Linked DNA regions of Homo sapiens: regions 1 and 2 are each linked to region 3. A link is an interaction called in ENCODE POLR2A ChIA-PET data of the cell type or tissue named here. Cell type or tissue: IMR-90. All regions are shown on one strand. Region 1 overlaps RERE (arginine-glutamic acid dipeptide repeats). Region 2 overlaps RERE (arginine-glutamic acid dipeptide repeats). Region 3 overlaps RERE (arginine-glutamic acid dipeptide repeats).

Region 1 (2,500 bases), 52 kb before region 3:
TTTTTTAAAAATCATATTAATATCACCTATCTCATAAGAAATGCCTTTCAGTGTAGAGAAGCTGTCAGGCTCAGAGTGGTGAGTACAAGCTTTTCGAAATTCTAATTTTTACTTGAAAGTTCAAATCTTAGCCTTGTCAAATAGTATCAGTGTTTTCCTTGAAATAACAAGCTCACTTAATTCATCTTCAAGAAAGTTTCTGCCAAATGCCCACGTCTGAATGACCACAGTTTGTCTGTCAGTTGTTCTTTCAAAGAGTAACTGATATTCCATGAAAAAAGTGGCTAGCTTCGCTTCTAACTCAAATGTCTCGACGGAACCAAGGCTTCTCCTCAAGACAATCACTGTCTTTTGGTATAGGGCAGAAGACTTTTAAGTCGGGAAGCCAAGTCTTGGGATTAAAAAATACTAATAGGCTGGGCGAGGTGGCTCACGCCTGTAATCACAGCATTTTGGGAGGCCGAGGCAGGTGGATCACCTGAGGTCAGGAGTTCGAAACCAGCCTAGTCAACATGGTGAAACCCCATCCCTACTAAAAACACAAAATTAGCCATACCGGGTGGTGTGTGCCTGAATCCTAGCTACTCGGGAGGCTCAGGCAGGAGAACTGCTTGAACCCGGGAGGCAGAGGTTACAGTGAGCTGAGGTCACACCATTGCACTCCAGCCTGGGCAAAAAAAGAATGAAACTCCGCCTCAAAAAAAAAGAAAGAAAAGAAAAGAAAGAAAAGACAAGACAAGAAAAGAAAAGAGAAATAATAATAATAATAATGAGGTCCACAAGCTATGCTCTGAGAAGCACTGATTATGGCACATTCTGAACTTCAGCAAGTGCTGGAGGCTAAAATTCATCTAGAAGACTCCAGCTTTCTTCTTTGATGAATAACAACAGTAGCTAACATTTCAGCACTTACTATCTGTCCTAGGTGCTCTACAGTATTATCTCATTTCTAGGTATTAAGGCATTTAATTCATGTTTTGATATTAACAGACATGTTAGTATTGCTATTCACAGAAATTCAGGTGTCTTTCTATCCTGTGTTCAAAGCAACACAGCACTACACGTGGTGGTGCACACCTGGAATCCCAGCACTCTGGGACGCTGAGGCAAGAGGACAGCTTGAGCTCAGGAGTTTGAGACCAGCCTGGGCAACAGGCTTTATAAAAAATGTTTTTTTAATTAGCTGGTCACGGTGGCACGCACCTATAATCCCACCTACTCAGGAGGCTGAGCCAGGAGAATCACTTGAGCTCTGGAGTTTGAGGCTGCAGTGAGCTATGATCACACCACTGCACTCCAGCCTGGGCAAAACAGAGCTAGACTGTCTTTAAAAAAACAAACAGGCCGGGCGTGGTGGCTCACCTGAGGCAGGCAGGTCACCTGACGTCAGGAGTTCAAGACCAGCCTGGACAACATGGTGAAACCCCACACTACTAAAAATACAAAACTTAGCCGGGCGTGGTGGCAGGCGCCTGTAGTCCCAGCTACTCAGGAGGCTGAGGCAGGAGAATTGCTTGAGTCTGGGAGGCAGCGGTTGCAGTGAGCCAAGATCATGCTACTACACCCCAGCCTGAGTGACAGAGCAAGACTGTCTCAAAAAACAAACAAACAACAACAACAACAACAACAAAACATAGCTACTAAAGAGGTTTCTGCTTGGATGTACAATGCTGCTGAATTAACAAAGTAGGTCTAGTCAAAGCCAGGGTGGTCATCAACTTCGGAAGAAAAATCCAGACCAAAGGCAGTATGAATCCTAGCCAAGACATATAAAGGATACTACTGTATGAATTAAGAAACCAAAGATGCAAGTAATATCCAGAATAATGCAACATACACACACATCTATCTTTATCCTCATCTTAAGAGTTTTCACATACGTTATCTTAAATCTAGGTGTAGGCCGGGTGCGGTGGCTCGTGCCTGTAATCCCAGCACTTTGGGAGGCTGAGGTGGGCAGGTTACCCGAGGTCAGGAGTTCCAAAACAGCCTGGCCAATATGGAGAAGCCCCACCCCTAAAAATACAAAATTAGCCAAGCGTGGTAGTGGGTGCAGTAGTGGGCACCTATAATCCCGGCTACTTAAGATGCTGAGGCAGAAAAATTGCTCAAACCCAGGAGATGGAGGCTGCAGAGAGCCGAGATCCCGCCAGTGTACTCCAGCCTGGGGGACGGAGCAAGACTCTCTCAGAGGAAAAAAAAAAAAAAAAAAAAAATCTAGGTGTATTATAGTTACATAACAAACACAAGCAAAATAATAATACTAGCTATCAATTACTAAGTGCTTTCTATGCTGGGCACATATTATTTCATTATTCCACGACAACTCTATGAGGCAGTATCTCCATAGGTAATAATAATAACAATACTAATTTTAACATTAATAAAGCAACTAATATATCCATTGAACATTTACTATGTACCAGGCATTGCAAGGTAAGCAATTTCCATTTATTTTCTTATCTAATCTTACAGGCGACCCTGTAAGATAGGTGCTATT
Region 2 (2,500 bases), 210 kb after region 3:
TTCTAGGAAACAAGTAACTAACATAAAAACAAAAAATAAATAAAATACACATGGTGTGTGTTTGATAAACAATGGAATATTTTACCTCTTTCATCACTTAAGCTTTGCATATATTAACTCATTTAACTCTTTTAACAATTTTATGAGGTAGGTATTACTACTATCTCCATTTTGTATCGAGGAAGCTGAGGCCCAGGGAGGTTAAGTAACTTCCTCATTAATATAAAGCCTCTATGCAGTAGAGCTCAGATTTAAACCCAGGCGGTCTTGGATTCTGCATCTGTGCTCTTAGCAATCATGCCACACTGCCTCTCAAACCCAGGCTAAACTTTTGCTTAACTGAGAAATCTTTCCACTGAAAACATGGTTAATAATTAGTTTCATTATATTCAAGTAAACACCAAATTAGTACATCGCTTCCATACCAATTGTAATAATCTCTAAATTCTTCATCTGTTTATCATTCATAACACAGTAATCATTCTTCCTATTTTCACAAACCATTTCTTATATAAATTTCCTAAACTTTACATTTCCTTTCACTTTAAATAGCTCAGTAACTTTCTAATTTTTTCATCCACCTGAAGTTACCGGGTTACTTTCTTCACTGTCTCATTCTTTTCTTTTTTAAGACAGGGGCTCCCTCTGTAGCCCAGGCTGGAGTATGGTGGTGTGATACTGGCTCGTTGCAACCTCTGCTTCCCAGGTTCAAGCGACTCTAGTGCCTCAGCCTTCCAAGTAGCTGGGACTACAGGTGCACGCCATCATGACCCACTAATTGTTGTATTTTGAGTAGAGACAGGCTTTCGCCATGTTGGCCAGGCTGGTCTTGAACTCCTGGCTTCATGTGATCTGCCCGGCTTGGCCTCCCAAAGTGCAGGACTACAGGTATGAGCCACGGCACCTAGCCCCAAAATATTGTTTCATTCTATTAAGCATGTAATATACAACTTACCAAATTTTGTAACTAAGTTTTCCTCTTTCCTTCTTCTAAAAACCATCAATGTTTCAACTTCCCCTTAAATTCTTTTTTATTTTATTATCTTTTTTTTGAGGCAGGGTGTCACTGTCACCCAGGCTGGAGTGCAGTGGCACCATCACGGCTCACTGCAGCCTCGACCTCCCCGGGATCAGGTGATCCTCCCACCTCAGCCTCCGGAATAGCTGAGAGTGTAGGCATGCGCCACCATGGCCAACTAATTTTTTTTTTTTTGGTAATTTTTGTATAGGTGGGGTTTCACCATATTGCCCAGGCTGGTCTCGAACTCCTGGGCTCAAGCTATCCGCCTGTCTCCACCTCCCAAAGTGCCAAAATGCAAGGATTACAGGCATGAGCCACCACACCAGACCTAAATACTTTCTTTTGCTGAATGTTAAAACAGTATCAAAGTCAAAAATTAGAACCACTTATTCTGAGTGAAGCCAATAAGCACTTCACCTTTGAAGGAGCTCTAAGTAGAACACGAAAGAAAGTTATCAATATTTTATCTGCTAACATTTACACGGCAACCTACTTAAAAAGTTATATGGGTGCTTCCACTTCTGGAAAGCATTGTCTTATCTAAGAAGTCCAGATTTTCTCTTTGCCCTTCTAGAAAACACATACTATCAAGTGTCATCAAATATTTTTCTTATGTTTTATACCAATTAAAATTTAATAATGGAGGTGACTGTGAAGGGAGAAAGAACAAAGAGAATACCCAAGCCTAGGTTTAATTTTTATAACTTTTTGAAGAAAAATATCAAGAAAATAGGAAAACAGAAGAGAATGAACATTATATTTTCTACATGAAATTAAAAGAAGACAGTAGTTTGAGACAGGTCACTCTGAAAACAAAGTGTCATACTTTTTTTTTTTTTTTTTTTGAGATGCAGTCTCGCTCTGTTGCCCAGGCTGGAGTGCAGTGGCACAATCTCGGCTCACTACAAGTTCCACCTCCTGGGTTCACACCATTCTCCTGCCTCAGCCTCCTGAGTAGCTGGGACTACAGGTGCCCGCCACCACACCCGGCTACTTTTTGTATTTTTTTAGTAGAGACGTGGTTTCACCGCATTAGCCAGGATGGTCTCGATCTCCTGACCTCGTGATCCACCTGCCTCGGCCTCCCAAAGTGCTGGGATTACAGGCATGAGCCACCGTGCCCGGCCCCAAAGTGTCATACTTTTAATAAAAGTATATGGTATAAAAATAAAAGTATATGGTTAAAAAAAAAAAAAAACTTCAACTACCCAGACCTCAATTTGAAGGCCAAATGTTGTATTACTAATAGTGATACCCTGCACAAATTAATTCTCTGAATCTCCATTTCCTCATCTGGAAATTAGTAATACCATCTACCCTGAAGAATGGGTTATTAGAAGTAATAAGAATACAGCAGCTCAATCATTCCTTTTCTCCAACCATTTCTTACAGTCACCACACTAAGCAAACAGCAAGAACTGACTCACCTCAAGCCATTACATAAAATTTATCTATTAGACAGTGAGTTAAAGTATCAAA
Region 3 (2,500 bases):
CAAAATAAAATACCTGGGCTGGGTGTGGTGGCTCACACCTGTAATCCCAGCACTTTGGGAGGCCAAGGCAGGTGGATCACAAGTTCAGGAGTTCAAGACCAGCCTGGCCAAGATGATGAAACCCCGTCTCTACTAAAAATACAAAAATTAGCCGGGTGTGGTGGCGACCGCCTGTAATCCCAGCTACTTGGGAGGCTGAGGCAGAGAATTGCTTGAACCCAGGAGGCGGAAGTTGCAGTGAACTGAGATGGCACCACTGCACTCCAGCCTGGGCAACAGAGCAAGACTCTGTCTCCAAAACAAAAAACAAACAAAAAAAAACCTGAAAACAAAAATTAAATGGGACACAGAATCCTGTTGGTGGTAACATCACATTTATTAGCATTTCCAAATGGGTATACCTGGAACTACTGGTACATCCAATATATAGCAGACTTCTGGAGGGATCTGCTCACAACTGGAATAGTAATTTTTTTTTTTTTTTTGAGACGGAGTCTCACTCTGTCACCCAGGTTGGAGTGCAGTGGTGCGATCTCGGCTCACTGCAACCTCCGCCTCCAGGGTTCCAGCAATTCTCCTGCCTTAGCATTCTGAGTAGCTGGGACTACAGCATGTGCCACCACACCCAGCTAATTTTTTGTATTTTTAGTAGAAATGGGGTTTCATCGTGTTAGCCAGGATGGTCTTGATCTCCAGACCTCGTGATCCGCCTGACTCGGCCTCCCAAAGTGCTGGGATTTCTGGTGTGAGGCACCGCACCCGGCCAGAACTAGCATAATGAATTTTTAAAGAGAAGTTAAGTAGATGAAAGAAATAGAAGACCATGGCCACATCCATCTGACTAGGCTGCTTACTGCTTGTAGGCACTAGGATCAAGGTTAGAGGCTCATTTTCAAAACCTATGAGTGGTATTCAATTCAAAAGACTGTTGTCAAGAGATAACATCAGCATCTGGGTCTGTGTGAAAGGATTTAAATCACCTTCTATCAGATGTTGAAGCATGAAGGGGGAATGGTAGGAAGGCAGATGACTATTCACAGTGTTTACAATCAAGATATACAAATAACTGGCTACATACAAACACTCAGAAAGATGATGTAACTATGAATGTACTGAAGCACAGGCTCAGATGATGGGCAATAATTTCAAAACCACTGTTTCTTGATGATGCCTTGTTTGTTAAACTTCTGCCGCTGTTAAATTATTTTTACACTTTAATATGGAGAAAAATCAACCAATATTTTGGTAGGAACTAAAACAGTGCATGAAAACTAAATCATCTCTGAAATGCTAGCTAAGGAGTCAAAACTCATTAAGGATTTTCTACTTAGGATTATATTGTGTATGAACACTGAAATTTTCAGACAATTCATTCTTGTATTTGTTTGTAGCAGAGAGGCCAAAACTAAGCACAGGTAAAACCTTGGGAATATTTGTACTTCTTGCCCTCATCTGTAAACTACAAGGCTGGGTAACTAGATGACCTCTGTTGTCCTTAATATCACACACACACAGAGATAAACTGTACGTCAAGGGGACTTAGCAGATAGGGACAGACATAGCAAACTAAAGAGCACTTCTGTAGCTCCCCAAAAGTATCCCACAATGTACTTCAACCTGACTGTGGGGTTAATATCAGGTGTCTGAACTGGATTAAGGGACATCTAGATAGTTGGTAAAGCATTATTTCTGGGTGTGTCTGTACAGGTGTTCCTAGAGGAGACTGGTGTGTCAGATGGTAGCCTGTGTGGGAAGATCTGCCCTCAATGTAGGTGGGACAGCATCTAATCGGCTGGGGTCCAGAACAGAACAAAAAAAAGCAGGGAAAAGGAGACTTTGCTCTCTCTCCAAGAGCTAAGACACCTTTCTTCTCCTACCTTTGGACATCAGAACTCTAGGTCCTCCAGCCTTTGGACTGAGGACTCACACCAGCGGCCCCCCAGGCTCTCTGGCCTTCAGCCTCAGACAGAGTTGTACTATAGGTTCCTTTGGTTCTGAGGCTTTTGAACTTGAACTGAGCCATACTATCAGCTTCCCCGCATCTCCAGCTTGCAGATGGCCTGCGATGGTCTAAATGTTTGTCACCCTCAGAAACTCATTCTGAAACTTAATCCCCAATGTAACAGTATTAACAAGTGAGGCCTTTAAGAGGTGATTAGATCACAAGGAGCCTGATAACTCATTAATTCATTGATGCATTCATGGGTTAACGACTTATCACAAGAGTGAGTCTCTTATAAAAACCAGGTTGGCTCTCTCTTGTGAGCCCTACTGTCCTGGATGCCTTCTACCACATTATGGCACAGCACAAAGCCCTCCCCAGAGGCCAACCAGATGCAGCCCCTTGACCTGGGACTTCACAGCCTCCAGAACTATAATAAATTTATTTTCTTTATAAATTACCCAGTCTCAGGTATTCAGAAAAAAAGACTAAGACATGGCTATCATGGGACTTAGCTTCTATGATGGAGTGAGATTTATTATTCCCTTAATAAATCCC

The links. ChIA-PET counts read pairs that join two places held together with the same protein. Peaks named below come from ENCODE experiments on the same cell type or tissue, not always from the same donor. Only the 100,000 strongest peaks of a DNase experiment are listed, where the experiment ranks them.
Region 1: POLR2A ChIA-PET joins it to region 3 with 8 read pairs; 11 of 35 experiments call an interaction of 5 or more read pairs at or near these places.
Region 2: POLR2A ChIA-PET joins it to region 3 with 6 read pairs; 3 of 35 experiments call an interaction of 5 or more read pairs at or near these places.

What each region holds. Positions count from the first base shown.
Region 1 is chr1:8,514,034-8,516,533 of GRCh38, forward strand. All of the region lies in intron 7 of RERE (arginine-glutamic acid dipeptide repeats), which reads right to left. Among named protein-coding and RNA genes, the nearest start is that of SNORD128, 20 kb to the left of the region's middle. In IMR-90, no CTCF peak of the experiment used is centred here; no DNase peak of the experiment used is centred here.
Region 2 is chr1:8,775,687-8,778,186 of GRCh38, forward strand. The region is part of intron 1 of RERE (arginine-glutamic acid dipeptide repeats); the gene reads right to left. Among named protein-coding and RNA genes, the nearest start is that of RERE, 41 kb to the right of the region's middle. In IMR-90, no CTCF peak of the experiment used is centred here; no DNase peak of the experiment used is centred here.
Region 3 is chr1:8,566,324-8,568,823 of GRCh38, forward strand. All of the region lies in intron 4 of RERE (arginine-glutamic acid dipeptide repeats), which reads right to left. Among named protein-coding and RNA genes, the nearest start is that of SNORD128, 73 kb to the left of the region's middle. In IMR-90, no CTCF peak of the experiment used is centred here; a DNase peak (open chromatin) is centred at 1,048.